Linked DNA regions of Homo sapiens: region 1 is linked to region 2. Evidence: read pairs that join two places in POLR2A ChIA-PET (ENCODE). Cell type or tissue: PC-9. All regions are shown on one strand. Each heading gives the region's core, and the rest is flanking DNA. Links, peaks and the distances in the headings are about the cores only. Region 1 overlaps TARS1 (threonyl-tRNA synthetase 1). Region 2 overlaps ADAMTS12 (ADAM metallopeptidase with thrombospondin type 1 motif 12).

The links. Peaks named below come from ENCODE experiments on the same cell type or tissue, not always from the same donor. Only the 100,000 strongest peaks of a DNase experiment are listed, where the experiment ranks them.
Region 1: POLR2A ChIA-PET joins it to region 2 with 10 read pairs; 2 of 35 experiments call an interaction of 5 or more read pairs at or near these places.

The regions. Positions count from the first base shown.
Region 1 is chr5:33,461,281-33,476,800 of GRCh38, forward strand. TARS1 (threonyl-tRNA synthetase 1) reads left to right here. Exons shown (of 19, transcript NM_152295.5): 13 at 1-15; 14 at 387-464; 15 at 626-726; 16 at 819-923; 17 at 2,473-2,545; 18 at 5,591-5,705; 19 at 6,280-6,806. The coding sequence ends at 6,428. Among named protein-coding and RNA genes, the nearest start is that of TARS1, 28 kb to the left of the region's middle. RefSeq lists an enhancer at 1-340. In PC-9, for the core only: CTCF peaks have their summits at 9,472 (motif pointing right) and 9,672; no DNase peak of the experiment used is centred there.
Region 2 is chr5:33,808,871-33,824,390 of GRCh38, forward strand. The region is part of intron 2 of ADAMTS12 (ADAM metallopeptidase with thrombospondin type 1 motif 12); the gene reads right to left. Among named protein-coding and RNA genes, the nearest start is that of ADAMTS12, 75 kb to the right of the region's middle. In PC-9, for the core only: no CTCF peak of the experiment used is centred there; a DNase peak (open chromatin) is centred at 8,521; H3K27ac peaks cover 2,448 bases.

The sequences.
Region 1 (15,520 bases), core at 5,013-13,012, 350 kb before region 2:
GATCAAGCTGAGAAAGTAAGTGGTGTTTTTCAGCGTGCTTTTGAATACTGTTTGAAATTGGCTTGTTCTGAGATGTAAGAAAGCCAAGCCTCTTTAAATGGATAAAAGCAAAATGAAATTGGAAATGGTTCCTAGGTTTGTGTAAGCTAGTTTTTTTCTTTATGATTGTGTATTTTTGAAATGGTTGAATGTTTTCATGACTTTTTTCAGTTATCAAGCTATAAGCTTTAAAAAGGGGTTGGTATGAGCATATGTTCAGGTGGACAAAATTCTAAAGCAGAGAATATTGATCTATGAAAGTAATTACTGTATTTTTAGTCTCAAATTAGGCTAAAAGAAGGGAAATTGCGATGAAAAAAATAAAAATCATTTTGCTTTATCCTCAGCAACTTGAAAACAGTCTGAATGAATTTGGTGAAAAGTGGGAGTTAAACTCTGGAGATGGAGCTTTCTATGGCCCAAAGGTGAGCACTAAAGTACATTTGGGTAATATGATTTTCACTTGTGGATGAAGAAGATACGACTTCGAAAAAAGTTGGAAAAAAGAAAATCAGCCCTAATCCAACTATTGAGCTCCACTTTAGTATCACTGGCATTTTATAATAACCCAGTCTTTGCTTCTTAGATTGACATACAGATTAAAGATGCGATTGGGCGGTACCACCAGTGTGCAACCATCCAGCTGGATTTCCAGTTGCCCATCAGATTTAATCTTACTTATGTAAGGTGAGTTTCTGGTGTCTGCTCTGAATATTCTCCAGGGATATATAAGAGAAAATATATATAATAAGACAAAACAATTTTTTTTTTCTTTATAGCCATGATGGTGATGATAAGAAAAGGCCAGTGATTGTTCATCGAGCCATCTTGGGATCAGTGGAAAGAATGATTGCTATCCTCACAGAAAACTATGGGGGCAAATGGTAATTTTTGTCACTGTCTTTTTTTTCTGATTAGTATAAATTGGCTACAAGAAATGTCTACTTTTCGATTTAATTATCAGATGGAAAGGGAGAATGATTCCAATCGGTTGCTTCTAACTAACGACAAGTGTTCATTAAAAAATAAGGAATCACAATCTAAACACAAACTTTTTAGCATTAAGAACAATTGCTAATAGTAATTACTTTAATTCCAGAACTTGATTTGTTTGGATGTTGTGTAATACTTTCTAATTAGGAATTAGTATTCTGTAAGAAGTATACTTACTGTTTTGGATGCTTTTCTAGTAACTTTGTTTTGGGATTTAGATGGCTTTGCTGGTTTTACATAGATAAATGAGGAGGCTTATGGCTTTCTTCGTTCAGCCTTGCTAATCATAACAAGCAGGTATTTGGACATGTTTTAAAAGCCAAGCATTTTTTAAAACAGATGCCAAACCGATCAACATTTGTGATTCATTTCTGTGAGGTTAAGTAAGTTTTTGTTTCCAAGATACATGGCCACATAACTTTCATCTTAATTCTTAAGCAGTTTTTTCTGGACCCACAGTGCATTTGAAAGCAGCACAGGGTTATAAAAGCACCCGTGTGTAGAGCCTTCCATATTAATCATATTGATTTAAAACTTTTGTAAAATGACGTACATTGGTTTAATCTTACACATTACTGTCATTTCAGTTTTATTTGAACTTGGTTACTTCAGAAATTAGGACAGTTTCTCATTCTGATCAATGATACAAGATAATCTCTAGATTTCTCAAAGTCAGATAAAATGTGAGACACATTCTCTGCAAGGTATTTCAAGAATTAAGGGAGTCCTCAGCTAATTGCTCTGCTAAACCTGTTTTAGGTGGGGAAAAGTCCATGATTAGGGTAGAATTTAGTGCCTACTTTAGCCTTTTGCCTGATACAACAGAACAACTGAAAATAGAGGAATGATGGAGAAAAACATTAGCCTGATGTTTGCAGCATCAGAAGCATTTGACACTTGTATTGCTTCAAAGGGAGAATTGGATGGGCTTATTTTTTAATAAGTAGTGAAAACTCTGATTTTTACCAAGTGCCATAACCAGTTATTATCAATTACAATTTGCTGAATGATACAAAATGGATGTTGAGTAAACTGAGGGCACTGTGTCCCCGTGAAGAATAAGTAATAAAATGAACAATTAATCACTACATGCAGTTATTAAATCATTTGTTACCTCCTCTCACAGCCAATACACAGTGTTTTGTGATGTATTAAAGTGTGAGGCCTAGTCCTATCCTCAATTTGCTTTGCTATCTACTTAGCAAGACAAATTGTAGTTACAGGCTTTCCTTACGTAGGGTTAGTTTTCTTCTCCTGCATCTCCTCGCCTTAATCTTTATTGGATAGGTCTTTTCATTTTGGGGTTTTTTAAAGCCAAGTTTTAAAAGTAGTCGTTACATGTTCCAGGAAAAGATACTGAAGAGTAGAGTAAGAAATATGCTGTCCCTGTTTAGTGAATATGCCCACATCTACACTGAATATTTTTATTCTCTTCCAAAGGCCCTTTTGGCTGTCCCCTCGCCAGGTAATGGTAGTTCCAGTGGGACCAACCTGTGATGAATATGCCCAAAAGGTAAGCCTTAGATATGAATTTTCTTTCAATTTAACATCTGTTGTTCAGCTTTTCAAATCACATAAGCCCTGTATTCTTGGTGAATCGAGCTGTTGTGATAAAGAGAAATGTTACTATTTTTAATCTTTGTTAAGCCTGAATAGATTATATTACTTCTTTAATGCTTTTCTCCATGATTCCATAATCAGAAGACATATTTGGATAGTGTTTTATGTACACTTGTATATTTTATTGTATTTGTTTTAAGAGATGGGATCTTTCTCTTGCCCCAACTGGAGTGCAGTAGTACAGTCATGGCTCACTGTAACCTCAAACTCCTGGGCTCACGCAGTCCTCCCACCTTGGCCTCCCGAGTAGCAGTGACTACAGGCAGGAGCCACCATACCCAGTTACACTTGTATATTTTAGTATTTAGTATTTTAAAAAACCAGATTAGCAGATATCAGGTACTTCAGTATGGTAGGTAAATTCCCGTTCAAAATACAGTTTAGGCTGCTCTTTGACTCAGTGAGTAATTTTGCTTCATTTTAATGTAAATTTCTTCAGGTAGTTGAAATTTTTTCAGGTTAATAGTATAGCAGACCAATGTCTTGCCTCTCTACCAAAAAAACTAACTTACCAACAAATGTATAGCCATTCATAACTTCACTTTAAAGCATTGTTCTGCCATAGTGAAAATTCCATACTAAGGAATTTCAAATTATTAAAAGTTGATGAGTGAACAATACTGTAACATCAAAACCATCATGTCTTCAGACCATCAGAATAAACCACACTCAGTTCTTAATTACCCTTAAGAAATAAATGAACTTGAGCATGGAGATGCATACCTGTAGTCCCAGCTACTTAGGAGCTTGAGGCAGGAGGATCTTTGAGGGTTCAGGGTGTGATGATTGTGCTTGTGAGTAGCCACTGCATTCCAGCCTGAGCAACATAGTGAGACCCCATCTCTTAAAAAAAAACTGAAGTGGGCCAGGCGTGGTGGCTCACGCCTGTAATCCCAGCACTTTGGGAGGCCGAGGCGGGTGGATCACGAGGTCAGGAGATCAAGACCATGGTGAAACCCCGTCTCTACTAAAAAATACAAAAAATTAGCTGGGCGCAGTGGCGGGCACCTGTAGTCCCAGCTACTCAGGAGGCTGAGGCAGGAGAATGGAATGAACCCAGGAGGCGGAGCTTGCAGTGAGCCAAGATCATGCCACTGCACTCCAGCCTGGGTGACAGAGCAAGACTCCATCTCAAAAAAATAAATAAATAAAAACAAATAAATAAATAAAAAAAATGAAGTGAACACTAAACCATCTAATAGATAAACCATTCAGACTATTCCTGTTACTGCACTCAGTAGTTTTAGTTACAAATGATGACAATCAAAGTTATGTTCCATGGTTGAGTGCACTTTGTCTTATTTGTATGTGAAAACTCACACAGTAGGAAGAAGTTCTGTATTGGTTAACTGAGTTCTCAACTGGAGACAGCACTGACTTCCCCATTTCCCTTTGCGGGTAGGTGGCATTCCAGATTATGTGGTGGTAAGCTTTTCTTTTGCGGGGAGAGAAGACAGGGCAGTACTCCTGATACCTAATAACTATAGAGCAGACATGTTAAACACCCTGTAATTATCAGGCCACTTCCCCAACTGCAGAATTGCCCATCTCACGTGCACACACAGGACCCATGTTGAGAAAAATGAAGAAACTGATGCCTTATTCTTTAAAGTAGTTATAAGTTGAAGATGTAGACCTATCTTGGCATTCTAAAATTCTGTAACAACCCTTCTGAAATGGGTGTAATAAAATGTCAACAGGTTAATTGGTTCGTGATCACTGTGGCTTAAAAATCTAGTTAAAATGCTAAGACTTGTGCACAGTATAGGCAAAGTCACTTAGATTGTTTCAAAAAGTATGCCTTATAGAAATAAACATTTGACATACATAAATAACCCTTGGTTTACACATAACTCGCATTTGAGAAATGAATGTGTTGTAGATCATTTAGAATCTTTTTCAATCAAAAATTGAAAGAAATATTTCGTCACCCAGGTCAACCAGAGATTGCTGGTTTTACTCATGATACTTAAGTAGAGTATGATAGTTACTATTTCACCTTCAGCTGTACTTAAGATGTTTTCCTGGAAAAATTCATTCTGCTTTCTGACCAGGATTTCCAGAAACTCTGACCCTTCTAAGAGGTCTGGGTGGAATTGTGATGGTGATTCTGCTAGTAGACAGTGTAACTTCTGCGTCTACAAAAAGAGGATAGGCCGTCACTGCTCACATGGCTTTGCGTGAAAGCCCAATGGTACTGTCTCTATGGCAGAGATGAGGAAGGAACACCAGCGTCCTCCAACTTTCCTGTTCTTCCTTTGGGTTAATGGCCACTGTAAGGAAACAGTTTTCTGCCACGTGTGGGGTGATTTGAATGTAAAATGCCCAACTCTCATAGCAGGCTGAACAGAAACATTTTTTATACTCATTGTTAATTTGTTCTAATCTAAATTACTTTTAGACTATTAAATATTATTCTATTTTAAAGTTAAGGGACTAATGCCTCTGATAACCTGATTAAAAAAAAAAACTTTCTGATACTCAGAAGTTAAGATTTATTCAGTTGAAGATCATTTCTTTCAGGTGTTGATCGTGTGATATTTTTCACATCTGTAATCTGAGGTTCATATGAAATGATAGTGAAATAAAATTGTTCATTTAGGTCTTTTTGTCATGTTAATATGTTATCAGGTTAATGGGAAGTTTAATCTAGTTAATGTAAAATTAATAAATTGTAATCTAGTTTATTGCTTTTTTGGAAAAGAATACTGAAAACATTGTTTACTTAATACACATGACCTGAGGTAATAAAGAGGAGCTGGCCTTTTTGAGGGGGGAATAATGGCAGTGAATAATATTATCTAAGACAGTTTTGCCAGCTTTAAATTCCTGGAAGTTCATCCAAGAAGTCCTGATCCCTGTGTTCAGTAAAATCATGTGAGATCAAAATATAATTCTGATTTTAGATCTGACAAATTCTGTATCTCTGTTACAATAGGTACGACAACAATTCCACGATGCCAAATTCATGGCAGACATTGATCTGGATCCAGGCTGTACATTGAATAAAAAGATTCGAAATGCACAGTTAGCACAGTATAACTTCATTTTAGGTAAGAATGGAAACTTACCAAAGAAAATTTGCCACACCTCAGGAAAATCTACTGAAACCTTGAGACAGGTTTAAGTGAATTGTAATCAAGAATTTATTTAGTTCCTTCCAGTCCTGATTTTTTTTCTATTATATATTTTAATATATAATAACTATAAAAATAGGCTCATGCATACATACTGGGTTTTTTTTTTTTTCACTTAAATCATGGATGTCTGTGAGAAAATATTTTGCTATTATAACAAGAATGAAGACGCATTGCTTTTAAACACATCTATTGGATTACTTTCTCAAGATAATGCCTTATGTGGGATTACTTGAAAAAAGATATTCATGATGTTTGGGGTTTTATTATTTGGTTGTTACGTTGTCTAGATTGACTCCATAAGCACAGTAGTTTTAGATATTGCAAAGAGTTTCTTTTAAATATCAACACATGGTCACTTGTACCTTTTAATGTATCAGAAGCTATGGGGTAGGTTTTGGGTCCTAGGATCATTTCTTTTCAGATGTTCAGTGTGAATTCTTCCATATCTTTAGATTAAGTCTGACAAAGCTTTGTGTGTTTGTTTTAGTTGTTGGTGAAAAAGAGAAAATCAGTGGCACTGTTAATATCCGCACAAGAGACAATAAGGTCCACGGGGAACGCACCATTTCTGAAACTATCGAGCGGCTACAGCAGCTCAAAGAGTTCCGCAGCAAACAGGCAGAAGAAGAATTTTAATGAAAAAATTACCCAGATTGGCTCCATGGAAAAGGAGGAACAGCGTTTCCGTAAAATTGACTTTGTACTCTGAAAACGTCAATTTATATTGAACTTGGAGGAGTTTGGCAAAGTCTGAATAGGTCAACCTGCAGGCGTAACTATTTTTGACCTAGTCAGTTTTTAAACAATGTGCATTTGAAGGAGTTAATTAAAAGAGAGCCAATAAAATGATTTTACTCATTCAGTATCTGAGTACTGGAAGTGAAACATGAGGAATGCTTTAGTGTAATGTGGGAGAACTTTTTTGTAAATTTAATGCAATTGAAAAAGTTTTCAAATTCAATTAAGATAACTAGAATTGGATTATGGTGTAAAAATAAAAAAAAAATTTATTCACATAAGTTTCAAGACTGCTCTGTCCCTCACATGTACACATACATGCCTGAGACAGATAATGTGGTTCAGTATTTATCTTTACAGTTTTACAGCAAATATAATGCAGGGTGGATGGAGACGGGGTAGGTCTGCAGCATCATAATGCTATTCATAAACTGGGTGTGAGCTGGGTGCTGGCTTCTCAGAGGATAAACACTTTTGGGAGTGTCATTTTTACTTAATGTTGGATGGACACCTTTTCAAACAAAAACTACCATGGATCTATTACAGAGTAGATTTGCACAAATGTTTAAGATAAAACGTGAATCTTCAGAGAAATATCTGTTTATGGCAGACTGTTCTGGACCATAGAATCACTTGGTTTACAAATTCCCTATTTTCTCATAAGGGATCATTTTCAAAATCTTCTACCAATAAATGGTGATTGAAAGGACAGCACAAAGTAAATAATTTCTTATGTGGATAAATACTAATTCCTCCTTGTTAGAATGATATTTTAAAAGTAACATCTTTTTTTTAATTTTTTTTGAGACAAGATCCTTTGTCCCCCAGGCTGGAGTGTGGTGCCATGATCTCGGCTCACTGCAACCTCAGCCTCCCAAGTAGGTGGGACTAAAGACATGTGCCACCATGCCTGGCTGATGTTTGTATTTTCTATAGAGATGGTTTCATCATGTTGCCCAGGCTGGTATCAAACTCCTGGATAAAAGAGACCCACCTGCCTCAGTCTCCCAAAGTGCTGGGATTACAGGTGTGAGCCACCACGCCCAGCCTAAAAAGCAACATCTTGTCAGTGCTATAATCTCAAATAGCTTGTTTGCAAGGTGTGATGGTTAATACTAAGTGTCAACTTGATTGGATTAAAGGATGCCTTTATTGTTTCTGGGTGTGTCTGTGAGGGTGTTGCCAGAGAGATTGACATTTGAGTCAGTGGCCTGGGAGAGGCAGACACACCCTCTGTGTGCGTGGGCACCATCCAGTCGGCTGCCAGTGCAGCTAGAACAAAGCGGGTGGAAGAAAGTGGGATTAAGTTGGCTTGCTGAGTCTTCTGGCTTTCATCTTTCTCCTGTGCTGGATGATTCCTGCCCTTGGACATCAGACTCCAGGTTCTTCAGCTTTTGGACTCTTGGACTTATACCCGTGGTTTGCCAGGGGCCTTCTGGCCTTTGGCCATTGACTGGAGATGGCACTGTCGGCTTCCCTGCTTTTGAGGCTTGGACTCGGACTGAACCACTACTGGCTTCCTTGCTCCTTAGCTTGCAGACAGCCTATCGTGGGACTTCACCGTGTGCTTGTGTGAGTCAATTCTTACTAAATTTCCTTTCATATATACATATATCCTATTCTGTCTCTCTGGAGAACCCTGACTAATACACAAGGGTCACTTCAAAGAGAAGCTAATTTGCATAGATTAATTTTCACTTTAATAAAGGAGCTAAGATCTTTAATCATAGAGGGCTTTTCTTTTGAAACTTTATAATTAAGCCTTGCTTCTGAACAGCTTTAAAATTAACTTTTGTGATAGAGTTGTAATTTTTATGTGTCTGAAAGAAACTTAATTTTATACTTAAACCAGACTCAACATTTAGAGAAGCTTTATAAATCTTTCAAAACTTGGGATAAAAAAGTGTAATAAAGACATAGTTTAGTGGGACTGGAAATCAAAGGTTTCTCTTGATCTAACTAACACCTACTTAGCTTAGTCCTCACTTCTAGTGGAATCATTAGAGGGCCACTGTCTTGATGGGAGGGTTCTTGTGTGGGGTTTTTTTTTTTTTTTTTTTTGAGACAGGGTCTTGCTCTGTCACCAAAGCTGGAGAGCAGTGGCACAGTCAGGGCGCACTGCTGCTTTAAACTCCCGGATTCAAGTGGTCCTCCCACGGCAGCCTCCCGTGTAGCTGGGACTACAGGTGCATGCCACCACACTTGGCTAATTTTTTTTTTGTTTTATTTTTTGTAGAGATGAGGTTCCTACTATGTTGCCCAGGCTGGTCTCAAACTCGTGGGTTCAAGCAGTCTTGCTGCCTCAGCCCCACAAAGTGCTGTGATTACAGGTGAGAGCTACCACACCCAGGACCACTCTCTAAGAGCTACTATAATTGTGGGTTTACGCCATCTAAGTTCTTATCTGTAATTTTGTTTTCCTCCCTTTCCTGGACAGTGGAGACTGATCTGCTTACAGTTCTTCATGCATCAGTTCTGGCATATAACTTGAAGATTTGAAAGAACCCAATTGCTAAGCTTTCTTGAGCATCTAGTCTATTGTGAGTTATATGGTCTTGATAATTAAATAAACAGGAACAATTTGAGAACAATAATACCTGCAACTGCCACGTGACAAAATCTGTAAAGATAGATTTTGCGAAGTAGAGAGGTAAAACTCAAACCAGATGGTGAAAAAAGTGATGACCAGGGCAGGAAATTTGAGAAACAAGATTAAGGCTTGCCAGAAATACAGCAGTGATGTTAAGAAGGTATAAGGGTAAAGGGTGAAGTTACCTCAAATGATGGGCTGAGTTCAGAATCTTGTGTACTTCATGAATCTTGCTTCAGTTCCTCACCTTTACTACAGCGATAGACACCTGCACCTTATCTCAGGCCCCCTGCACTGTGACTACTAGACAAATGCTTCTCAAATTACAATGGCCATATGAATCACCAGGAGATGGCGTTAAAATGCAGGCTGATTCTGTAGGTCTGGGCTGGATTGGAGACACTGTATTAACAAGCTCCCAGTTGATGTTGAGAAACACACTTTGAATAGAAGGCCGTCATTCCCACTCTGACTGTCCTTATTCTGTTCTGCCTAAAAAAAAAATAAAAAATAAAAAATAGGGAAAAAAGGCTTATAAGGAAACCAACTTTTTGTCCTTTTGACCTCCATCTCTCTTCCTCTTGCTGAGGCAACCACTTTCAGACACACCAGTGTATATCTCTTTTCCTATTTCTAAATACTATTGCAATCTCATTATTTTTAATAGCGATGCCCAGGCCACAGTGTGGTGGCTCATAGCTCACTGCAGCGTCAAACTCCTTAGCTCAAGCAGTCCTCCTGCCTCAGCCTCCCAAGTAGCTGGGACTACAGGTATATACCACCATGCCTGGCTAATTTTTTTGACTTTTTATTTATAGAGATGGGATCTCACTGCGTTGCCCAGGCTAGTCTTGAACTCCTGGCCTCAAATGATCTTCCCACTTCAGCCCCCAACATAGTTGAGATTGCAGGAGTGAGCCACTATGCCTGATTGTTGCTGTCTCTTTTTTCATTACTCTTAGAACCCCTCTCTTGACTTCCTGTTTCAGAAAATGAGGAATTTATTTCACAATCTATTTCTTCCCTCCATCCTTATGATGTCATATCTCAATTTTTTGTGAAATCCATATTAGGTGCCTTTGTTATTATGACCATAAATATTATGCTCTAATAAGCCACGTAGTATTGTATTCTATGATTACTTTTTTTTAAAGTACTTTTCTGTATGAGTTATTGGAGTTAATAATCATTCTTTTCTTTTAAAATGTTTTCTTTAGGCCAGGCATGGTGGCTCGTGTCTGTAATCCCAGCACTTTGGGAGACCAAAGTGGGTGGATCACTTGAGGCCAGGAGTTCAAGACCAGCCTGGCCAACGTGGTGATTCCTCGTCTCTACGCAAAATATAAAAATTAGCCAGGCCATGGTGGCGCATGTCTGTAACCCCAGCTACTTGGGAGGCTGAGGCAGGAGAATCGCTTGGACCTAGGAGGCAGAAGTTGCAGTGAGCCGAGATTGTGCCACTTCACTCCAGCCTGGGTGACAGAGTGAGACCCTGTCTCAAAAATAAAAAATAAAAAATGTTTTCTTTGGCTGGGTGTAATGGTTCACTTCTGTAATCCCAGCACCTTGGGAGGCCACGGTGGGCAAATTGCATGAGCTCAGGAGTTCGAGACCAGCCTGGGCAACATGGCAAAACCCCGTCTCTACCAAAAATATAAAAAATTAGCCGGGCATGGTAGCATGCACCTGTAGTCCCAGCTATTCAGGAGACTGAGGTGAGAGGATTGCTTGGAACCAGGAGGTGGAGGTGGCAATGAGCTGAGATCATGCCTCTGTACTCCAGCCTGGGCGCAAGACCCTGTTTGAAAAATAAATAAATAATACAGTAAAATGTTTTCTTTGTGGCTGGGTACAGTGGCTCATGCCTATAATCCCAGAACTTTGGGAGGCTGAAGGAGGAGGATTGCTTGAGGCTAGGAGTTCAAGACCAGCCTTGGCAACACAATGACTTTTTTTCTTAACATTTGGAAGAAATTGCCCCCATTTTCCTCTGCCTTCCTGTGTTTTTATGAGGAAGCCGTTTTTATTTTCATACCTTTGTATGCCACCAGTCATTTTTTTTCTCTGAAAGATTTAGATGTCTTTTCTTGGGCCTAATATTCTAAAATTTCATGACTGTGTCAGTCTTTTGCCTTCCGTCGTGGTGAGCAGTCTTCATTCTGGAGACCTGGATCTTTCAGTTCTAAATACTTTTGTATTTAGTCTTTGGTGGTTTCCTTCCCTACCTTGTTCTCTCCTTAATGGGCCTTCTATTATTTAGGTGTTCTATTTTAAGGGATATTTTCTTAACTTTCTCTTCCCATTTATTCTTCTATTGTGTTTTTAAATTTTTTCACCTGTATTTCTTTTTTAAGTTTTCAGTGTTTCTGTTTATATATCAATGTATCCTGTTTTGGTTACTTGGATTGGATTTATTTCCTTAGAGCATTCATTTTAATCACATTGAAGTTTTATTCAGCATGCTGCATTTTTATTTCTTTTAAGTTTGTTTATTGATATTTTGGTCTCTTTCATATTGTAAGCATGCCTTGAGGGCAAATAGCCTTGCTAGTTGTTGTTACCCCTCCTGCCATTTGCAGGTGCTTAAATTTGACCTTCACTCTGTCTATTGCATCATTTTCTGATACCCCATTCACTTTCCATCTTATAAACCAAAAATAAAATTCTAAGCCCCCCAATCAACTGAATGGACCCCTCCTCTCAGCCAAGGGCCTTCCAAAGTTAACCTAAAAAACGAGTTCAGGCCATAATGGGAAGGCAGTTCAGACATGCCTGATTGTACCCACCTCCCTTTGGAATTCAGGCACAACTGACCTGCATTAACATTAAAACAGAGACCTTAACGACTGACAAAACAGTTTTTCTAGCAATAAGATACCAACATGACAGCAGGCCCTGAAAGAGATTATTTTACCCTAAAAATATATATTTCTTTGACATATTTTCAGATGGCCCTGCAGAACTGTCTGATAAGGGAAAATCTACATTCTACAGAGAATCCCCTTCCCTTTCCAAGTCTTTAATCCCAGAGAGAATTAATTAAGAGTCTGGCACCTTTTTAAATCTTAAAAGAAAATTTTGCCATCTATTCTCTCTGAAGCCTGCTACCTGGAGGCTTTGTCTATTATACATAAGAAGGACCTTGGTCTCCACAACCCCTTATCGTAATCCAGACACTCATTTCTATTGATTCCAGGTTTTTAGATAATAACTCTTTCAACCAATTGCCAATCAGAAAATCTTTAAATCATATATAGCCTGCAAGCCCTCATCTGGCATTGTCCTCTCTTTCCATACTGAACCAATGTACATCTTACATGTATTGATTGATGTCTTATGTCTCCCTAAGATGTATAAAATCAAGCTGTAGCCTGACTACCTTGGGTACATGTTCTTAAGATCTCTGGGGGCTGTGTTTTGGGCCAGGGTCACTCATATTTGGCTCAGAATAAGTCTCTTCAAATATTTTACAGAGTTTGACTCTTTTTGTTGGCAATCTTCAGAGATTGTGGTTTGGGGTTACAAATGTCTCCTGGCATGTCAGACTGCTTATTGCTCCACTAACTTCTTCTTGCACTCAGATTTAGTTGAGGAAGACAGTGTGCCCTAGGAGCACCCGTGAGATAGATTTGGCCAGTGAGATAGGAGTGGAAGTCCCTGGGTAGTGTTTCTTGGAAAGCTTACTAAATGGAATAAATTTTTGCCCTTTATTTGCCCTTCTTTGCCTTTCTTCCTCTTTTTGCTTAGAAGGCAATCCGGCAGCCATCTTGCAACTACAAGGTGACCATGAAAATGAAAACCACAGGTTAGTGGAGAACAGGATGATAGAAAGAGTTTGGATTATTGATAATGTGGTGGATGCACTGAATCTACCTGGACTGCCTAATTCTGCATTTTTGTATGACAGAAATAAAAGCCAACTTCACTGAATTACTGTGGTCAGATTTCTGGTCCAAAGATGGACAACTTCTTCTGTCTTTGTTTCAAGATTAATTTTGAGCAAACAGGGTTGAAACTCCTCTGCCACAGCTGGGCCTGGTGGCTCCCGCCTGTAGTCCCAGCTTCTCAGGCCACTGAGGTGGGGGGATTGGTTGAGCCTAGGAGTTCCAGGGTATAGTGAGCTATGATTGCACCTCTGCACTCCAGCCTGGGCAACAGAGATCCTGTCTCTAAAAAAAATTGGAAATTAAAATTTTAAAAAGTTGTATTAGTCCATTCTCATGCTGCTATGAATAAACATCGGAGACTGAGTAATTTATAAAGCAAAGAGGTTTAATTGACTCACAGTTCCGCAGGGCTGGGGAAGCCTCAAGACACTTAAGAATCATGGTGGAAGGGGAAGCAAACACGTCCTTCTTCACATGGCAGCAGGAAGAAGAAAAATGAGCAAAAGATGGAAAAGCCTCTTATAAAACCATTAGATCTTGTGAAAACTCACTCACTATCATGAGAACAGCATAAAGGTAACCACCCCCATGATTCAATTACCTCCCACAGGGTTCCTCCCATGATGTGGGGATTATAGGAGCTACAATTCAAGATGAAATTTGGGTGGGGACACAGCCAAACCATATCAAAAGTCCTCTGCCATGTCTGGTCTTTTAATTCCTTTGTTCCCCAACCTTCCACCCCTGATTGTCTCCTGCCCTGTCCCCCTTTTGTTTCTCTTCCTCAATAAGCCTTAATTTCCATGGCCAATCACTTATAAACCTCTTTTTCCAGTAATCCCAATTTCCATGCATCCATGTCCTGCTTGATTCATTGAACAAATGCTGAATGTTTCTCCAAATTCTACAGTTAAGAGACTGAGCACTGTTAGAGAAAACAGTCTAGAATTTTAAGAACTGGAGCTACTTCCAATTTGTTATCTCCAGCTTCAGCTGCACCATAATTTATCTCTATATGTAGTTTCCTTATCTAGTCCCTCAAGTCCCTCAGTAACTGTCACTACGTTCTTCAGATACCTACGTCTCCCCAAGATTGAATTTCCCTAAGAGCCTATAGAAAGCACATAACTTTATATTTTCAAATGTCACTTCACTTTTCGTCTACTCCCTGCACTATCAGCTGACTGTTTGCTTTCCTCCTACTTCATTAAATCTAGAAACTTGTATTAGTGTTTCCCTCCTTCCCTCCAGTAAATGAGGTCTTCTCCCTCCTTTTAAGTCCAACCATTCTACTGGACCTCTCGATCCTCTGATATAGAACCAAGGTAATGAGCTTTGGAGCCAGTTGAGTTGCTATTCTGTCTCTTCTTAGTTGGATAACCCACCATTTAATTTCTCTGAACCTCTTTACTTACCCATAAAATGTGAATAAAACCTTGATATGGTTTTGCTCTGTGTCCCTACCCAAATCTCAGGTGGAATTGTAATTCCTAGTGTTGGAGGAAGGGCCAGGTGGGAGGCGATTGGATCATGCGGGTGGATTTCTCCCTTGCTGTTCTTGTTATAGTGAGTTAGTTCTCACGAGAGATGGTTGTTTGAAAGTGTAGAGTACTTCCTCTTTGTTCTCTCTTCCTCCTGCCACCACGTAAGATGTGCCTTGCTTCCCCTTTGCCTTCCACCATGATTGTAAGTTTCCTGAGGCCTCCCCAGCCATGCGTAACTGTGAGTCAATCAAACCTCTTTTCTATATAAATTAACCAGTCTTGAGCAGTTCTTTATAGCAATGTGAGAATGGACAAATACATACCTCTTTCATTGAATCAGTAATAGCAATCAGTGGGCCTTATATAAAGTATACAAAAAGTAATGCTATTATTTTCATCTGCTCCCATACCTGATTCAACAGTTATCCCCTATATATCATCAACTTCTTCCCTAATTGCTTTCTACCTATAAACCTAAAAGTACCAACATCTTTTCTATTCCAGTGTATTCTGTGTCCCTGATATTCTGACTTCAGCTCTCACCACACAATTCAAATGGTGCTTGCCAAAGACCAAAGATACTCTGTGTTGCATTTGGCAACTCTCTCTGCCTTCACGTCTTTGCCAATGCTGCCTATGAAAGCTGGCATCTCCATCATGATCCAGCCGCATCTCTCTGCTGACTGGACTCGCCCAGTACCTTCTTCTTCCCAGTGAAAATAATGCTCCTTGTGCACTAGTTTTAAGGGAAGTTGGTGGAAGGCTTCCATCTTGAAGAGAAGATGAATAATGGGGGAAATTCCCCAAATGTAGTTTAGGGGATCCCTTTTAGGTCTTAGTGGGCTTTTTAGCTGGGTCTAGAAATCAAATTAATACCAGGCAGATTAACAAGAGAAAAGCACGTAAATTTTATTAGCTTTACATGTATGTGGAAACCACCTTTGCAAAAATTATGACAGCGAGAGAAGTCTAGCAAAGTTGACTCTGTTTTGTTTCTAGGCTCACAGGCTGACTGTTCTAACTCATTCC
Region 2 (15,520 bases), core at 3,709-11,708:
TGACTACTTTCAGGGTGCCCCTTGACCCTCTGTTTCCTGTGTGTTTTGGTTTCCTCTTCTCAGCACTATGATAAACTTCCTGAAGGCAAGGATTATGTCTTCAATTCTTTAGGGTTACCCACATTTATCCATTTCTTTGCTTTCCACATCCCGCTTCTCTCCTATGGATTCCATTCTTTTTCTTATTGAAGTAATTTTTCCGCAAAGCTCTCTTTTGTTCTTTGCTTGAAATTGTTTTTGTTTTGGTCTCACTTTGAATGATAGTTCACTTCATCAGGGATTCTCAAACTGTAATGAGCATTTAAAACACCAGGGATCCTGTTAAACTGCAGACCATGATGCAGTAGGTCTGGGATAGATTCTGCATTTCTTACTCACTTCCAGGTGATTCTGGTGCTGCCGGTCCTTGGACCACAGTTTGAGTAGCAAGAGTTTAGCAGATTCAGAATTCTACATTGACACTTACTTTCCACTCCTCCCATCCCGCCCCCAAATGCTTTGAAGATATTTTCTTGTCTTGTGGCTTCTATTATTGCTAATGAGAAATTTTATAACAGTCTAATATTTGTTTTTAAGAAACTTCTCAATCCCTCTGATTACTTTCAAAATTTTTATCTATCTTTGTTGTGTTCTAATTGTGTTGTGATGCACCTAGATTTATGTTTATTTATTCGACTTGGGATGACTTCTTCAATCTGAGGATTGAGCCTCTCATCACTTCTGAAAATTATCAGTCACTACTCCCTGCAATATGGCCTTATGGATCTTGCATTCCAGCAGGAGGAGACACACAATAAGCAAAAGACATAAATAAGTAGTGGTCACTTAAGAGGTAAGGGGTTCTAGGGCAAAAAGAAAAGGCTGCTGTGGGTGGGGATGGAGGTGCAATTTCAAATATGATAGTCAGGGTCAGGCTCACTGGGAATGTGACATTTTAGTAAAGACGTGGAGCATGCTGGAGAGACAGAGTTCCAGGCAGATGGGAGGCAGTACCAATTCTTTAGTAGAGACTGGGGGTGGGGGTGAAAGAGGAGAGAGGGAGAATCATACAGGGGCTTAGCACTGGAGTACCAAAGAAGTAAAAGGCATTTTAATCCTTAAGAAGTTTAACAGAAAAAAAAAAAAAAAAAACAGATTAGAAGCACTGAAAATATGATCCACTGGAAAATGCTGAATTACAGAGTCCTAAGAGTGCTCAGGGGAGAGGCAGGAGTGAAAGCACAAAAGTGGTCCTGCAATGCAAATACTCCTCCCTGAAAGCCCCTGGCCAAAACATAATGCATTTTACTGTCTAGAGAACGCTACTGGGTAAACAGAACACTCATCTGGTAGCAGAAAAAAATGCTAGAAAATAGGCCTGTAAAAATAAAAATCCAGTCATGAATTTAATGTCCTTTCAAGAGGATTTTTGAGATAGGTTCCTCTTGGATTGTATCCCTCTAAAAATCCCATGTTCACATAACCAAATGTGGGGCAAGTTTTAATCAGGCATAACAACTACGTTTCATTTTCTCTTCCACTTCCAGGATGATCAGAAGTAAATGTTCCAATTGCAGTAAATCCATGCAAAAAGCTTTTTTGGCTTATTACACCCCATACCCCCACATACGCTATTTATCTTTTTTGTTTGTACTATTGGTCCTATTCAATATGTGTCTTTTATTGTAAGCAATTTCAAACCTGATTAGAAGGGGAGTTGTGGAAAAGAGTACAAAAAAAGTGAAGTAATTTCTAGAAATCTAGACTTGATTCTCATGTGAATCCCTGGGATAGCTGAGAGCCCTAAGAGTTCTGTGAGTACCAGCAAAACAAGGGATATGACAGCATCATCCAGGAATTTTGCCCTAAAATTGAGGGGAAAAGTCTTTCTTCTGCCCCACTTCTTGTCTCAGGACTCAGAATAAAGCCAAGCCTATCTTTACTTGACTCAACAATGGCCCCTGGAGACAATGGGCCAGTTATCCCTTAGCCAGGCTCTGTCACATTCATGTCCATACACTCCTCAGCCATCTTGCTTCATATCTAAATTAAGTCCTGGTCACTCCCTGTGCTCCTTGTCCCACCTCTTTGCTGGGTTCTCTCCAGTGTATCATCTGCCTTTTAGTTACAGCTGTTTGATGTGGGGGATGACGTGTCATGGCAGGAAAAGTACTGGCCTTGGAGCCAACTCCTTGAAGACCAAAATATAAGTCTTGGCCCTGCTCGTGATCTTGGACTCTACGCACTAGTTTCTGCATCTGTTAAGCAACAACAACAAAAACATGGGGGCTAATAGTACGTACTGTGCCAACTCATAGAGTAATATCAAATTCAATAATGAAATGTAAGAGCACTTTGTCACCAGGATGATCAACACTAGAGCTTCCCAAACTTTAAATTGCTTCAAAATCCCCCAGGGAGTCTGTATAAAGGGGAAAAACAGATAATAAACATATTAAACTAGGAAAATATATATAGTTTTTTAGAAGGTAGTCAGTGCAAAGGTGAAATCCAAAGCATGGCAAGGGAGTGCAGGGGAAGGATGACTTCAATTAGGATGGTCACAGCAAGTCTCACTGAGAAGGTGATGTCTGAAAAGACTTAAAAGGGGTGATCGTCATGCCAATATCTGGGAGAAAAGTGGTCAGGAAGAGGAAATGGAACAAGAAGGGCAAAGGCCCTCTGGGGAGAGCATGCTTACTGTGTTCAAGGAACCAGAGGACCAGAATGGCTAGAGGAGAAAGGATTCAAGGAGACTAGAGAGAAAATGGGGCCATATCCTCCAGGGCCCCATACGTTGCAGTAAGGGCTTTTGACTTTTACTCTGAGTGAGATGGATGCCACTGGAGGAGGCCATAAAATGCCTTGTGTTTTGAGTGGACATCTGACTGTGGCACCAAGAATAGCCTGTAGGGAAATAAAGTAGAAGCTGAGAAACCAGGTAGGAGATGATGGCATTAACCCAGGTGAGCCAACAAGGTGTCCTGGACCAGGACGGTTCTGGTGGAGGAGGAGAGAGTGGTTGGAATCTACACCCGTGCTGAAGGCAGAGCCAGCCAGATTTACAGATGAACTTGGGAGGTGAGAGGAAGAGAGAGTGAAGTCAGGGATGACATAAACGATAGGGAAGCCACTAACTCAAAGATTTGTCAGCAGCTTGGTGTGGTGTCTCAAGCCTATAATCCCAGCACTTTGGGAGGCCAAGGCAGGTGGATTGCTTGAGCCCAGGAGTTTGAGACTAGCCTGGGCAATAAAGAAAGACCTCGTTTCTACAAATTAAAAAAACAAAAATAGCCAGTCTTGGTGATATGTGCCTGTGGTCCCAGCTACTTGGGAGGCTGAGATGGGAAAATCACTTGAGCCCAGGGAGTCAAGGCTGGAGTGAGCCATAGTGGTGCAACTGCACTCCAGCCTGGGTGACAGAGCAAGACTCCGTCTCAAAAATAAAGATCTGTGAGTAGTGATTGTGAGTAGGACAGATGTTGATGGGAGAATTAGAAGTTCAGTTTTAGGCAAGTTGGTTTCTTAAGCTTAAATGAATATATCGAAAAATGAACACATTTTAAGTGGGCAGCTCGTTGAATTTGTACACAGAGAACATACCAAGTTACTCACCTCAAGATCAAAAAGAGAATATTCTGTCCAACAGAGAAGCTTCCTTCACACACCTCTTGGTCATCACCTATCCCAAAGATAACTGTTATTCTGACATTCATAAACATAGATTAGTTTTGCCTGGCTTTGGACTTCATGTAAATAAATGGAATTACACAATATCAACTCTTGTGTTTGACTTTTTTCATTCAGTATGAACTGTGTGAGAATCATCCACATTGTTAAATATAACAATGGTTCATATATTTTCCATTGTTGTGCATTATTCTATTGTTTGAATACATCACAACTCATTTATCCATTCAATTATTGATGGATATTAGGCTTGTTTTCAATTTGGACTATTACTGATACTGCTGCCATGAGCTCTCTTGTACATACTTTTGTCGCACATATATGTGCATCTGTCCTGGGTATATATCCATATATACATATGTCTAATGCATCTTTTCATTTAGAACCTAGCCAAGATGCCATAAGGAAGCCCAGGCCGCCAGGAAGAAAGACTCATGTGAAGGAGAATCAAAGCAAAAGTCAAACACAAAAGAGTTTATTTTGTATAATTCTATTTACGTGAATTTCAAAAACAGAAAAAACTAATTCATATTGAATTCCTAAGTGATAGCCAGTACCAGCTTGCAGCCATGTGGGTGACTTGCTGGATCACGCAAAACAGATTCCCAGTGTTATGCACCAACTTAAAGTCCCACCAGCAATATTTAAAGAGTCTATATTGCTCTGCATCCTCCCCAATAGTTGTGCTGCCAGATTTGTTTGTCTGCTTTTTTCATTTTAGCCATCTGGATCGGTATGTAGTGTTATCTTGTAATTCTCTGATAACAACTTGTATTTCTCTGATAACACAAGGTGAGCACATTTTGATGCCTATTGGTAATTTGAATAACCTTTTTTTGCAAAGTACTTGTTCAAGTTGTCTGTGAATCTTTTAATTAATTGCTGTGGTTGATTAAAGATGGCTACAAGTTCTTTGCAGCCATTCCCCATACACTCTGAGTGGTGGAGTAGATTTCTCCACCCCGCTGAATCTGGGCTAAGCCATTGACTACTTTGATCAGTAGAATACAGTAGAAATTATGCACTGCCAGTTCTGAGCCTAACCTTGAAGAGGGCTGACAGCTTCTGTGTCCTCTCACTTAGAACCTAGCTACCATGCTACAAGGAAACTCAACAAATCATATGGGAATGCCCATATGGAAAATAATTAAGGTCTCAGGCTAACAGCTCCAGCTGGATTCCCAAGTGACAGCCAGCACCAATTTGTGGGCCATGTGAATGGCCAGTCTTGGAAGTGGATTCTCCAATCCCCGTCAAGCCACCTCATCTGATGCCATGTGGAGCAGAGACATGCTGTGCCCCCTGAGCTCTGCCCAAATTGCAAAACTAACAAATTGCTCAAATTACAAAAATAACATGGTTACTTTTTTAAAGCCACTAAGTTTTGAGGTGGTTTGTTATGAGGCAATAGGTAAGTAAAAATAGCTTTCTGTCTTTTCTTACTGATTTTCAGGAAATTGGGGCATATACTGAATATGAATCCTTTGTTGCAAGTATGTTCTTCAAATATTTTCTCCCAATCTGTGGCTTGCTATTTCCCTCCCTTAATGATGTCTTTAATTAGAATGAAATCCAATGTATCAATCTTTTCCTTTATCTTAGTGTTTTAATGAAGGAATTGCTCCTTGCTCCAATGTTATAAATATTTTCCCCTGTATTACATTCTAGAAATTGGAAGGTTTTCTTTTTTATACTAAAACCTGAAATTCATCTGGAACTGATTTTGCTTATGATATGAGATAGAGGTTGAGATTTACTTTTTTTCCATATAGATATCTAATTCACCATTGCAATTATTGAAAAGGCCATCCTTTTCCTGCATTGTAATATTACCTTGCTCCTAAATTAAGTGATTGCATGTGAGATCTGTTTCTGGACTTACTGTTCTGTTCAATTTGCATAAGTTAAATTTAAATTTTCTGTTAGCTCAATTAAGTGGAGCAGTCAATTAAGCAGTTAGATACATGAGTTTGAAATCCAAAGCAGATATTTAGGATGAAGATATAAATTTGGGAATCATATGTTTATTGGTTTTCTGAAAAGCCAATCTCAATGGAACTGGATGAAATCACCCAGGGAATATAAGTGTAGATGAGTAGAGGGGAAGCCCAGGCACTGAATCCTAGGATCCTTCAACATTAAGAGGCTGGGAAAAAGAAAGAACTGGAAAAATGGAGAGGCAAGTGTACAACATGCACACTAGAAAAAGTTCTTCACGGAATAACTTCACGTCAACTGCGTCAGTGACAATGATAAGTCAACTCAGGACTGATAATTTACTGTTGGCTTTATCAATGTGGGGACTACTGTGACCTCGACCAGAGGAACTGACAAGACACTCCTTGAAAGGAGGAGTGATGGAGACAAATTCTCGAATCGTAGAGTTTAGGAAAGAATAGGAAAAGGAGTAATGAGAGACAGTGATTTTGCTGCAAATACTGTCAGTAGTTTTGTTACAGATGTGGAGCAGAGTTGCCAACTCAGGTGCTGGGCTTGTCAAGGAGGGTTGTTGTTGTTATTGTTGTTAAATATGGAAGAAATAACAGCAAGATGGTGCAATGAAGGGGAAATTAACAATGCAGGAAAAATAATTTGCTATTACACCTCAGCACTGATTACTTTTGCAGGCTAGCATCTCTTCCCTTGCACCCTCTGGGTCTTGGAGACTGGTGCACAGGTCAGGGAAGTTGTTACAAACTGAATGTTTCTGTTCCCATTAAAGTCATAGATTGAAGCCCCAATCCCAGTGTGATGGTATGTGGAGGCCGGGCCTTTGGGAGGTAATTATTAACAGGTTTAGATGAGGCACTGTGAGTAGAACCCTTATGCTGAATTAGTGCCATTATAAGATGAAGAGACAGCAGAGTTTCCTCCCTCTGCCGTGTGAAGATGCAGCAAGAAGTCAGCCAGTGCCTGCAAGCCAGAAAGAGGGCCCTTGCCCTGAACCTGACCATCCTGGTGCCCTGATCTCAGACTTCTAGCCTTCAGAACTTTGAGAAAGGAATATCTGTTTTTTAAGTCACCTACTCCACAGTGTTCTATTATAGAAGCCTCAGCTAAAAAAAGAAGATTTTAGAGGATTATGGGGAACAGACTTAGCTAGGACATCAACGTTAAAGATGTTGCACAATGAGCAAGGCAGATATCCTGGGGTCCTGGCAAATGAAGGAGAGAGGAGCGCATAGTCCTGAAAGCAGGAAAGGCAAGTTTTACCCAGATCGCAAAGGTATCCAGGACCAGTCCTAATTCCATCTCCTCTAACTATCCAGGAAGGATTCCTCTAAAGTTCTGATGATATTAATGGAGACCCTCTTTCTTCTCTTTCCTTTCACAGCTGGTGTGGACCAGCATCCATCAGTTCACATACCAAGAAAATGTCCAGATGGATGTCCTGTGCTCTCTCATGGGTCCTCCTGGTCTCCGTCTGCAAATTCATTGCCAATTTGCCATCCTTCAAACAAAGAGTAGTGTGATTCTATGGAAAGATGATGAGCACCCAGGTCTGGTCCTGCCATAGTGACTAGGAGCAAGTCAGTGGGCCTCCCTCAGTTTCAGTATCCTTGGGTGAAAAATGCGCACCGCCTGTCAGATCTTTTTCTGTCTTCTGATTATATTTTCCTCACCTTCAGGATTTTTTTGTATTATAAATGAAACAGTTTATAATTGTGTAAATTTGTGGGTATAAAATAATGTTATGATTTATGAATACAATGTGGAATAATTAAATCAAGCCAGTGAACACATCCATCATCTCAAATGCAGTACCTAACAGTTTTTGTGATAATATTTTAAATGTACTGTCTTAGAAATTTTGAAATGTACAATACTCTGTTATTAACTGTATCTACCATGGTATGCAATATAATTCAAAACAAGAAAAAATATATATTCCTCCTGTCTGAGATTTTGTACCTTTTGACCATCATCTCCCCCTTCCCTTCCCTTCACCCGCTAGCCTCTGTATCCCCAGTCTTCCCTTCACCCCCATTCTACTCTCTGCTTCTATGAGGATTATAACCTCTATTGATTCCATTAACATTTATCTAACATATCCAATCAAGAATTACTACTTAACAGTTATGCACTTAGTGCTGTGCTATGTGTTGAGGTTACAAAAAGTGAAGTATAGGCTAGTGGGAGAAAGCCAATGAGAATGAAAAGAATCACAATCCAATGGAAATGACAGGTGAGGAAAGCACAGGGGTGTCTGGGGGTACATCAACTGAGGATGAGAAGCTGAAGAGCAATTTTGTTCTAAGAGTGAGTAGGATTGTTCTGAATCAGATTTTAACTTAGTAGCCTATTTCTTCATCTTTGCCTCAGATACCTACAACTCTAGCTCTTTATATATTGGGTCTCTGTTGATACTGAAACATTTCCAAACAAGTTTCCAAGCAACATAAACTATTGTTTCCCTCAGTAAGTGTGTAGTTTACGGTGCTTCCTCTCCAGGGTGCAGGGGTCAAGAATGAAAAACAAACAGCCTCTCAGTCTATGAGCTGATCACTCAAGCTGTATCCTTAAAAAATATTAATCAGACTTCTACACAAAACAGCTGCTTGGAGGACAAAAGGAAGGTTCAATTCTGCCATTTTGGAAAGATAAGTCACACAGCAAGGTCAAAGCATGTGGTACAATGTTGGATAAACAAGTAAGAAACTCCAATCTTGAAACCTACAGGTAGTAAGTAGTCTATGTTTTACAAGAGACATTAACTTGAACTTTAGTGGAAACTGCCTTGCACTAGAATTAGAAGAATCAGGTTTGGTTATCAATTCATTCATACCTGCAATTTATCATTTAGTCAGTCAAGAAATATTTATGATTCCACAGAATGGAATTCTCCTCACCCTCTTCATTCTTCCCTCTCTAAACCCTGAATACTCAAGGGTCTCAAGTTCCTGCCTTTTCCATTAAACATCCTAATAGGAGTTCTTTATATTGTTATTATGGAAAATACCAAACATTACAAAAATAGAATGGTATAATGAACCTCCATGTACTCCTCACCCATTTTCAGCAATGATCAATTCTTGGACAATCTCATTTAATCTATACCCACCCACTTCCCCCAAACCACATCCTGGATTATTTTGTGGCAAATTCCAGACAGCAGATAATGTCATCAGAAAATATTTGAGTATGTATCTCCAAAAACACAGATTCTCTTTTAAAAAAAAATACAACTACAATGCTCTTTTCACGCCTAAAGAAATTAGCCATAATTCTTTAATTTATCAAATAGTCAGTCAGTATTCAGATGTCCCTGATCATCTCATTTTTTAAAATATGTGACTTTTTCTCCACCTTTCTCTTTTCCATTTAACATTATATCATGTAAATCTTTCCATAGTAGAATATAGAGATACTTAAAAGATCCTTTTCATATAAATAGAGCATTGAGGTTTTATCATGTGAAAAGAGAGCAAGGTATGGATTTATTTGTCTTTTTAAAAATAAATGTTACTGTGTACATTTGAGGTTTACAACATAGGATATATGTAGACAGCAAAATAAATCTGTGGTGAAGCAGTTTAACATATCTATCATCTCACATAGTTACTTTGTTGTGACAAGAGCAGGTAAAATCTACTTATTTTCTACAACAAAAATCCCTAATATTATATAATTTTATTAATTTTAGTACTCATGTTACATTAGATCTCTAAACTATTTTATATATATCTTATATATTTGCTGTTTTCATCCTTTGACCTACAGGTCCATATTTCCTCTCCCCCATCCCCCTGATGACCACTGTTTCATTCTCTGGGTATACAAGCTCTTTCTTAAAAATATGCCACATATAAGTGACATCATGCAATTATTTTTCTTTCTGTGTCTAGCTTAACTTAGCATAATGTCCTAATGGCAGGATCTCCTTCTTTTTTAAGACTGAATTGTATTCCATATATACACATTTCCTTTATCCATTTGTCTGTTTATAGATACTTAAGTTTTTTCCATATTGGCTATTGTGAGTAATGCTGTAATTCACATGAGTGTAGATCTATGTATGAGGTGGTGATTTCCTCTCTTTGGGGTATACTCAGAGGAGGGATTGCTGGGTCACATGTTAGTTCTATTTTTAATTTCTTTAGGAATCTCCATATTGTTTTCCATTGTTTTCCATAATGGCTGTACCAATCTACATTTCCACCAATGGTGTACTAGGGTACCCTTTGCTCCACACCCTCACCAACGTTGGTTATCTCTTGTCTTTTTGGTAATAGCCAAACTTACCAGTGTGAGGTGATATCTCATAGTGATTTTAATTTGCATTTCCTTGATGATTAGTGATGTTCAGTACTTTTTCATATAACTGTTAGTTATTTGTATGTCTTCTATTAAGAAATATCTATTCAAGTCCTTTTCTTATTTTTTAATCAAATTATTTTGTTTTCTGCTATTGAGTTGTAAGAATTTTTAAATAAATTTTAGATATTAACCTCTTATCAGTTATATAGTTTACAAATTTTTTTCCCAGTATGTAGGTTGCCTTTTCATTTTGTTGATTGTTTCCTTTGCTGTGCAAAGCTTTGTACTTTGATGTGGTCCTATTTATTTATTTTTGCTTTTGTAGCCTGAGCTTTTGGTGTGATATCCAAAAAAAGTCATTGCCAAGGCCAATGTTCAAGGAGCATTTTCCTTATGTTATCTTCCATGAGTTTTATGGTTTTAAGTTTTACATTTAGATCTTTTAACCATTTGAATTTTTTGTATGATGTAAAATCAAATTTCATTATTTTGTCAGTGGAAATCTAGTTTTCTCAGCATCATTTATTTAAGAGACTATTCTTTTTTCATTGTGTCCTCTTGATGCCCTTGTTAAAAATTAGTTGGTTAGGATTTATTTCTAGGCACTCTGATTTGTTCCATTGGTCTATGTTTCTGTTTTTATGCCAGTATCATACTGTTTTGATTACTGTAGCTTTGTACTATAATTTTAAATTTCGACATGTGATGCCTCCAACTTTGTTTATCTTTCTCGGTTTTGCTTTAGCTATTTGCAGTTTGTTTTTGTTTTTGTTTTTGTTTTTTGCATGGTTCTATACAAATTTTAGGATTCTTTTTCTAGTTCTGTGAAGAACACCATTGAAATTTTCATAGGAATTGTGTTAAGTCTGTGTATTACTTTGGGAAGCATGGACATTATAAACGATCCACTCAGAAGAATCTGAGATACCCAAACACTTCCTGTAGTAAGGACTAAGGAGCCATCTCATCTGGGGGCCATCAGTGATGGACTTCCTACCTCAACCTAGATGAGAAGGACAAAGAGGCAGTAAAAGGAAAGAGGCAGGAGACCAAGGAAAGAAGCAGCTCACAGTACCCATGGGGAGCTAAAAGTTGGCCATCTCGGAAGGGAAAAGGAATATTCTCCATCCTCTTGCTGCCATTTTGTATTTGTGATTATCTGGTAACAATTGGTTTCTTTTCTGCTGTTGAAGGACACATGCAAGCCCTTCTAGGTATTGTTGGGCATGGTGAGTGGCTGACATTTATTTAGGAGTCTCTGGAACTGGCTAACTGTGGCCTTGGAAAAATCACTTTATTTCTCCAGGTTTCAGCTGTGCCACCTGTAAATAGGGACTGGGTTATATAATTTCAAATGTTCCTTCAAATTCTAGCACTGTTTAGATGTTTTCAATCAAAAATTGAAATCACAGAATTATTTGGGAGCAATCAAAGTAAAATACTAGGATTTTGCTCTTTGCAGGGGGAATTTTATCTTTGAAATGAAGAGCAACAGATTTAAATTAAACATAAAGCAAACTGCCAACAATAATCAAGTTGTTATCATGTTGGAATATGTTAAAAGCACCACCTGCATTATTTGCTTTTAAGTATGCTTTTGCATTTCCTATCCTGGACCTCTTAGAAGAACTTTATACAGATCTTTTAACATATGTTTATTAGACTATGAGTGGCATTTGCACAACATCTAAAGACAACTGATAAACAGTTTATTGGTAGAGGAGATAATAAACTGTTCTGTAGCCAGTAGAACTGAAGTCGGTTTTGACTGAGAGAAGAAATTTCTGTTTGATTATGGAGTTGGGTTTTTTAATTACTAAACTATATATTGCTATAGCTTAATATATAAAAAAAAATTTGGAAAATATAGATCAGGAGAATAATCTCATGCGATCCTATTCACAATAACAAAGACATAGACAACCTAAATGCCCATCAATGATAGACTAGATAAGAAAATGTGGTGCATATGCACCATAGAATATTATGCAGCATGAAAAAGAACAAGATCATGTCCTTTGCAAGGACATGGATGGAGCTGGAGGCTGTTATCCTTAGCAAAGTAATGCATGAACAGAAAACCAAATACGGCATGTTCTCACCTATGAGTGGGAGCTAAATGATGAAAACACATGGACACATAGAGGAAAACAACATACACTGCGGCCTTTCAGAGGGTGGAGTGTGAGAGGAGGGAGAGGATCAGGAAAAATAACTAATGGGTACTACCCTTAATACCTGGGTCGTGAAATAATTTGTACAACAAACCTTCATGACACAAGTCTACCTGTGTAACAAACCTGCACTTGTACCACAGAACCTAAAAGTTAAAATAATAACAATCATCATCATCATCTCACATGATCATAACACCAGTAATGACCATTAATGACATTCTTATAGTTTTACTACATTTATATCTATAATCATTATAATGTAAAATTTTGAGTCATATCATGTATTGCTTTTCATATTTAGCAATCTTATGAATTCCTTTATTTACTTTCAAATAATCTTCCCAAGTACTGGGAGTGACTGCATAATTTTCCACTGTATGAAGATACGCCAATTGTTGGGCATTTCTCTATTTTTTGGCATTTAGTTTGTTTCCAATTTATGTATTTCGTTATTATAGCCAATACTGTTGTAATCATCCCAGTCACTGATTTATAGTGGATATACTGGAAATAAAATCCTAGAAATGAAATTATAATGTTTTAGGTCATACAAATTTTTATTTTGATCTGCATTAAGAAATTGCCCTCTGAACACTCTTGTCACGATCTTTTCCAACCAGCAGTACGTGACTGAGGCATCTCCCCACTCTCTAAGTACTCGTTGTTAGCTTTAACATAATTGAAATATATAAGGCAACACATTTTACTTACAATTTTAAATTTAAAAAAATCATTCCTGTTGCTTAGCTACTCCAAGTCACATTTTTATCAAATACATGAAGCTACTTCCCTTCTCTAGCTGTGAACTTGCTATACAGATGTTAATTACCCAACATCACCCTTTCAATCCTCTTAATGAAAGGTTTTCAGTATAATAATGTTTCTCTGCCAACCAAGTCACTGATTACTACATTCCAGCTCTTCATTTAGAACTGATGAATTTTAGATTTCCTGAAACTGTCTACCTTCTGTCTAGACTAAAATAGTAAAACTTACTCTTCCACGTGTTTAATCAAGATTTAGGCATCTTCAAGTCACATTCTGTTTTGTTTTTACAAATGTCCTCTATAATATTGTTTATGAAAAATAACTACTATATTTTTCCCTCACTCCTGGTCTCCTCTCTATCCTTGGAATCTACAACTTATCACCATGGAATATTCCATGTTCCACAATTGAGAGATCCTATTTCTCCCTTCCATGCTGGGGAAATGCCTTAAATCCTGATTTCTTTTATTTTAATGCCTTGAAAATGAAAAGCCACATGATGCTCCATTTGGTCTCTAACACTGAGTAGAAAATTCACTTCTGAAAGCTCTCTAAGTGGCCAACCTCACCCTGGGGACGTATAATTGCCCACTTGGACACAGAGCATGCAAGCACAGCCCTGGGAGGAAGACTTTAGTTCTGGCTTTAGTTCTGTGATCTCATTCACTTTTTATTGGGCCTCAGTTTCCTCATCTGCAAATGAGGAAATTGGGTTATATTTTCTATAAGACCTCTTTAATCTCCATGGTGTTCTCCAAAAGTTCCTTAATTACCAATAAAAAGTGAACTTATAGACATCAAGTGTTTTTCAACTTATCACCTGCAAATGGCTGGTGGGTTGCAGCAAAATTTAAAAGAATCCTCAAATCCATGTGCACATATATATTTTCTTGGTCCACAAATTAAAAGATACTATGATTATTACTATTATCATGCAGGAGATCTGCAAAATTAATTGGTATTTAAAAGGAGTACTCTTCTTACTAAAAAATTTAAATAAAAAATAAAATCATGATTCTAAAGAAAAATAAAAAACATCATTGCACAGCTCAAGAAAAATATAGGCCGGGAATGGTGGCTCACGCCTGTAATCCCAGCACTTTGGGGGGCCAAGGTGGGAGGATTGCTTGAGGCCAGGAGTTCAAGATCAGCCTGGCAACTTGGCAAGACTCCAACTCTACAAATAGAAGAATTAAAAAATTAGCCAGATGTGATGGTGCACACCATAGTCCCAGCTACTTGGGAGGCTGAGGTGGGAGGATCCTTGGAGCCCGGCAGCTTGAGGCTGCAGTGAGCTATGATCACACCACTTCACTCCAACCTGGGTGACAGAGGAAGACCCCATTTCTAAAAAAAAAAAAAAAAGAAAGAAAAAGAAAAGAAATACAAAAAATACAAAGCCCTCCTTTGGACTGCCCATAATATTGACTGCATTATCTATTCTGATACTTAATTATACACAACTGAGAGCTTTTCTCCCTGGGTGGCAAGCTCAATTGCCTTCAGGGCCAAACTGGTAACATGAATGAGTGAAGCACACTGGCTGTTATTCTTTCAAAATTGGCACATGCTTTATACTTAGAAGCAGGAATGATCTTCACTTTCACAACGAATTATGCCTTCTCCCGTCTTTGTCACACATTTAACACCCTAGGCATATCTTTTGTTATCCTCTCTTTTTTATGTAGTTATTCACAAGAGAAACAACATCCTTCAACCACTAGCAAACAAGGTACAAATATAATGATCAATGGTGACTACCACATGTTGGTCTTAGTGTCAGAAAAAAAGAGAGGTAGTGGTGGGAGCTACAGTGAGTAGACGGGACTCACCCTGTAGGGAGGGGAGACTCAGCCCCCAGTGACTCTGGCCCAGCTGGCATAAAAGCCTATTGCTATAACATTTTCTGCCTTTTTTTTTTTTAAGAAGAAGAAACTTCACATGTTTAGGTGGAAACTCCTGATATTTACCTGTCAGTTTTGGCTTATTTTCAATATTATGGAATCCAAATAAAATATGTTGTATGTCTTCGTTAATCCGTTTCAGAATGACCCTTGAGATTCCTTCAATGAGAAAAAATTATCTGATTGAGACAGGGGTCTCGTTTTTAGAATAAAAAATAGGGTGAATTGGGGCAGAGAAGGAAGAGTGTGAAGAAAAATAATTGATGAATATGTTGGTTAATTGGACTGTGGTGATCATTATGCTATGCATACATGTATCAAATCATGTTATACACCTTGAATATATACAATTTTTACTGGTCAGTTATATACCCCAATAAAGCTTGTTGAAAAAGAAAAAAGTTTTAAATTGTTAAAGAGTCCCAAGCATATCATGGTCATGAGCCAACTCACTCACTGAGGAAAACCTCTTTCTTCTCAATAATAATAGATCATAACAAGCACTAAGATATCCTAAGAACTAAATCCCAGATACTGGGCTAGGGCTTTATATGGTTAATTTTACTTCACCTCAAGGTCACACAGCTTGAGCCTGACCCAGGACTCAACCCTAGACTTCTATGCTACCTTCCCGTGAAGCCACCTGCCAGAAGACGGGAACAGAAAGGGGGGACTTACGGGTTTGCAGCAGCCCCAGTGAAGAGCTGTGGGCCTCGAATGCCCTTGAAGGTAGGTTCCCTTCTA